Regions from separate parts of the Homo sapiens genome. Here region 2 is linked to region 1. A link is an interaction called in ENCODE POLR2A ChIA-PET data of the cell type or tissue named here. Cell type or tissue: PC-9. All regions are shown on one strand. Region 1 overlaps PIP4K2A (phosphatidylinositol-5-phosphate 4-kinase type 2 alpha). Region 2 overlaps LINC02643 (long intergenic non-protein coding RNA 2643).

Region 1 (2,500 bases):
ACAGTGAGGTGGCTCTCCCATTGCGTCATTTGCTATGTTTCCAGGTGTAAGCTCCTCACTACAAGGGAAACCCTGCTCCCAGCACAAAACTTGACCCATAAAGGTTTGAGTAAACAGCTTTCAGGAGCACACCTCAAACAACACAACTCTAACTTCCCAAAAATAAGCCTTCTTAAAAATATGTTTCTCATAGTTAATCAATAGGAAGAGCTGCTGGAAATAGAACAATAGCTGAGATTCTAAATTCCTTGTCATTGTCAGTCTGGACTGTGCAATAGAAAACCATCTTATAGACTAGCAGTCCCCAACCTTTCAGGCACCAGGGACTGGTTTTGTGGAAGACAATTTTTCCAGGGACTGGGGTGGTGTGGGGATGGTTTTGGGATGACTCAAGACCATTACCTTTATTGTGCACTTAATTTCTATTATTACACTGTAATACATAATGAGATAATTATACAACTCAATAATATATAGAATCAGTGGGAGCCCTGAGCTTGTTTTCCTGCAACTAGATGGTCCCATCTGGGGGTGATGGGAGACAGTGACAGATCATCAGGTATTAGATTTTCATAAGGAGTGAGTAACCTAGATTGCTCACGTGTGCAGTTCACAATAGGGTTTGCGCTCCTATGAGAATCTAATGCTGCTGCTGATCTGACAGGAGGCAGAGCTCAGGCGGTAATGTGAGCAATGGGGAGCGGCTGTAAATACAGATGAAGCTTTGATCCTTTGCCCGCTGCTCACCTCCTGCTGTGTGGCCCAGTTCCTAACAGGCCATGGACCACTACTGGTCCATCTGTGGAGTAGGGGTTGGGGATCTGTCTTAGACAACAGAAAATTGTCTAAAATCCACACTAGATTATTTGAGAACTAGGGCAGGGTGGGATGTGATTCTAAATAAACATATTACAGAAGCTGCAGCTAGATTCTTCTGTGAAAGGGGTAGGCACTTGGTGTCTCTTTTCCTAGACGTTGTCTTTTCTGCTCTGTAGCTTAGAATTTGGGGCTTCAATAGAGTACTACCATCAAATGTTTTCTCAGAAATATCCAGGCCCCACTTACGGCCTTCCCTTAGAGATGGAACAGCCCTTCATACAAGACCACAAGTGAGGTTCTCATTTGACCCAATGGTACAAGGTCTTTACTACCTACATACCAAGGTAACTATGGTATAGGAATCTTCTTTCAGTCAACAATGCAGAAAACATGTCCTTTAGGCACTCAATAGTGATCTCAATTTTTCACCAAGCTGGACTGGAAAATGTTCGTCAAGGAATCATTTATTCAAGGCTGATCTCTGTTTACAGCCAGGCTGGGAGAAAGCCGTACCTCTGGGCTGCCTCACTCTGATACCTGGTGTGTGTCCCATTTTGCCTTGGCTTTCATGGGACTCAATAACAAATAGTTCTGCATATCCATTAATTTTAGTCCTGTTTTAATCGATTGGGGTCATAAGTTTTCCTTAGAATCAGGGGGTGAAAATAAACCAGTATCTGTCCTCCCATTAGACAAGGATAGTTAGATCACAGATTTGTCAAGGTTGCTAAGAAATTCAAACCTAAGTTTCAAGTTCCAATGTCAATTTCCTTAACCAGGACTGTGAAAAATTTTATGGTAAATGTGTTTTTCTCTCCCCATCTTTACAACTTCATTTTTTTTTTAGCTGATTGCATTTTGCTTTATTTTACCTATGTATTCTTTGTTAACATTTTTAAGGCTTTTGGAGAGTAATACATACAAGGATTTCACCATCATCACTAAAAAGAGTCCAAGAGTGATTCTACATGGCATGTTGATTCACTCAGAAGGCAACTTCTCAGGAAATGAGAATCTATTTATGAGTATTCTTTATGTTTCAGTAATAGCTAGACAAAGCATGTGTCTATAAGAAAGCAAAAAGACAAAAACTAAAGATGATTTCAAGGCCGTATGTTTAAGAAACAAAAGAACAGAGCCGAGAGATCTGAGAGAGAAATTAGTTTTTAGAAAGTCAGATATCAACAGATCTCCACTAGTTCCCATCTGGGGAGCTTAGTCATCGACACACTACCCACAGATGACCTTAACACACACACCCAGCCTGGTGCTGCGTTGGGAGACATAATTCTGGTCCTCGCTCTATCACTGAGCACTGTTTCTTTATTTTACTGTCTCAGCTTTCTCAGCTATAACATGAAGGGATTAGGAAAAAAAAAATTACAACTACCATCTGGTTCTGATGGGTTATGATTTTTTTTAATGGAATCCAAGAAATGAAGAGAGCATGATAAAAGAGGTGTTAAGTCCAGAGTCACTCTCTCCTTCATTTACACACCTTATCTGAGTATGCGGAGCCCTCGGATTAAAGCAAAGGCGATTCAAAAATACATTACTGGCTGGATGCAGAGCCCATGGATACGGCGGACTACCTTTTCATACCCCTGGGTGCCACAGGGCTGACTGCAAGGCCTTGAGCATCTGAGGATTTTGGTGTCTGCAGGATCCTAGTACCAATCCC
Region 2 (2,500 bases), 1.3 Mb before region 1:
ATGTAGTGCTTTAGCCTCTGTCTGGGTGAGGAAATGATAGCTGCTGTAACAAAGAGACCCAAAAATTCAATGGCTCAAACAAGATAAGTTTATGTCTTACTCATCTAACAGTCCAGTTTAAGAATTCCAGGTGGGTTTGTCCCCAGTCCAGGGTGGCAGATGGCAGTCCTTCCACACATGACTTCCAAGGATGTCCAAATTGTGGCCAAGCCAGACTTCGAGGATAGGGGCAAGAGGTGAGTTCAGGGCTAGAGACTTTCTCTTAATCAAGTAAATGGGAAGTTGCTCCCAACATTTCTGTTCATATTCCATCTGTGAGAGCTGGGTTGCATAGCCACAGTTTGCTGCAAAGTGGGACATGAGCCAGGGGAATGTAGCCCCTGGAAATGCAGCCAAAATCCGCAGTAGTGTTCTAATACTGAGGAAGAATGGGAGGATAGAGTGTGGTGGACAGATAACAGACTCCATCATCATTTTTCTTCACCTGGTCAATGGCTTTATGGATATGTTAGTCCATTTTGCATTGCTATAAAGGAATACCTGAGACTGGGTAATTTATAAAGAAAAGGAGGCTTATTATTTATTTATTTTTTATTTTTTTAGGACAGAGTCTCACTCTTCACCCAGGCTGGATTGCAGTAGCACGATCTCGGGTCACTGCAACCTCCACCTCCCAGGTACAAGCGATTCTCCTGCCTCGGCTTCCCAACTAGCTGAGATTACAGGTGCCCGCCACCACGCCCAGCTAATTTTTGTATTTTTAGTACAGATGGGGTTTCACCATGTTGTCCAGGCTGGTTTCAAACTCCCGACCTTCAGTGATCCGCCCACCTCGGCCTTCCAAAGTGCTGAGATTACAGGCGAGAGCCACCGCGCCCGGCCCAGAAAAGGGGTTTATTTGGCTGACAGTTCTGCAGGATGTACAAGCATGGCAGCAGCATCTGTTTGGCTTCTGGTAAGGGGTCAGGGAGCTTATAATCATGGAGGACCGTGACCTGGGAGCTGGCACGTCACATGGCAAGAGCAGAAGCAAGAGAGAGGAGGAGGAGATGCCAGACCCTAACAACCAGATCTGGCATGAAATCATTACTGTGGTGAGGGCACCAAGCCATTCATGAGGGATCCCCCCCCCAGGACCCAGACACCTCCTACGAGGTCCGACTTCCAACACTGGGGCTCACATTTCAACATGAGACGTGGAGGGGAGAAATATCCAAACTGTATCAATGGATAATATCTGACCCTTTTTTTGTTTGTTTGTTTGTTTTGGCTAAAGAAAGTGCCCAGTTTATTGCTAGACCAGACAAGTGTTTATTCCAAATTGTGATCAAGATAGAATAATTAAGTACTTTCCTTATATAATGAAAATTACCATTATCCTGTTAGTGCAATCAGTTTTCTGAGTTTATTGATACTGAATTAATATTAAAACAGGCTGGGCGTGGTAGCAGCTCATGCCTGTAATCCTAGCACTTTGGAAGCCTGAGGCAGAAGATCACTTGAGGTCAGGAGTTCGAGACTAGCCTGGGCTACATGGCGAAACTCCATCTGCACTAAAAATACAAAACTTAGCCAGGCATGGTGACACATGCATGTAGTCCCAGCTACTCGGGAGGCTTAGGAAGGAGAATCGCTTGAACCAGGGAGTCAGAGGTTGCAGTGAGTTGAGATCGTGCCACTGCATTCCAGCCTGGGTGACAGAGGGAGACTCCATCTCAAAAAAAAAAAAAAATTAAATTAGAATAAACAGATGTTAATAGGCAGCATGCATGTTTGATGTGCCTTTATTTTTCTTCTGCTTTAGGATAGTACTTCATTCTTAAGCATGTGAGTAAAGGAAGCAAAATAGTAGTAAGCTATATTGATGGTATGTAAAAGAAATATAGGAAAGGTTTACATTTCATTTGTTAGATCCCTGCCGAGTATTTTACGTGGTAGGGTATATAAAAATAATATTTTAGATTATTAAAACACCTTGATATTGGCTCATTTAATTACACTGTAAATTTTTCTCTAAAGGCAAGTATGGTATTTTATATTTTCTAACAATAATCCTATTCTTCCCTTTTCCTTATATTTTTCTTTGATATTTTCCTGATGTATTATAAAATTATTTTCAAGTATAAGACTGGTTTGTAAAAATACCTACATATTGTGTGAGATTATCACTATCATTTTTTTCTCTACTACCTTCTCATCAAATAAGGAAAGGCAAGAGTGATATAACAGTTGCCAAAGAAACAAAAGGCATCCCAGTTATTTCTGTGCTGGGATGGCTTTTGGCTTGCCGTTGCTGAAAAGCAAACAAGATATAGCCAAGAAATTGTGCCGTTGTTGCCTGGTTGGAAGGAAAGTTAGGGGCGCATATTCGGTTCAAGATGACCTTCAGGGAGGACCCAATGTCAGTGTCCTGCTAAGTCACACACAAGGAGAGAAAATCTATAATGACAGTTCAAGTCTTTCTTCCCACAGCAAATTGTGTCAGCCCTGCTATAAACAG

The links. ChIA-PET counts read pairs that join two places held together with the same protein. Peaks named below come from ENCODE experiments on the same cell type or tissue, not always from the same donor. Only the 100,000 strongest peaks of a DNase experiment are listed, where the experiment ranks them.
Region 2: POLR2A ChIA-PET joins it to region 1 with 10 read pairs; 1 of 35 experiments calls an interaction of 5 or more read pairs at or near these places.

The regions. Positions count from the first base shown.
Region 1 is chr10:22,691,630-22,694,129 of GRCh38, forward strand. The region is part of intron 1 of PIP4K2A (phosphatidylinositol-5-phosphate 4-kinase type 2 alpha); the gene reads right to left. Among named protein-coding and RNA genes, the nearest start is that of PIP4K2A, 22 kb to the right of the region's middle. RefSeq lists an enhancer at 1,337-2,500. In PC-9, no CTCF peak of the experiment used is centred here; no DNase peak of the experiment used is centred here; H3K27ac peaks cover 200 bases.
Region 2 is chr10:21,347,586-21,350,085 of GRCh38, forward strand. The region is part of intron 4 of LINC02643 (long intergenic non-protein coding RNA 2643); the gene reads right to left. Among named protein-coding and RNA genes, the nearest start is that of LINC02643, 24 kb to the right of the region's middle. In PC-9, no CTCF peak of the experiment used is centred here; no DNase peak of the experiment used is centred here; H3K27ac peaks cover 332 bases.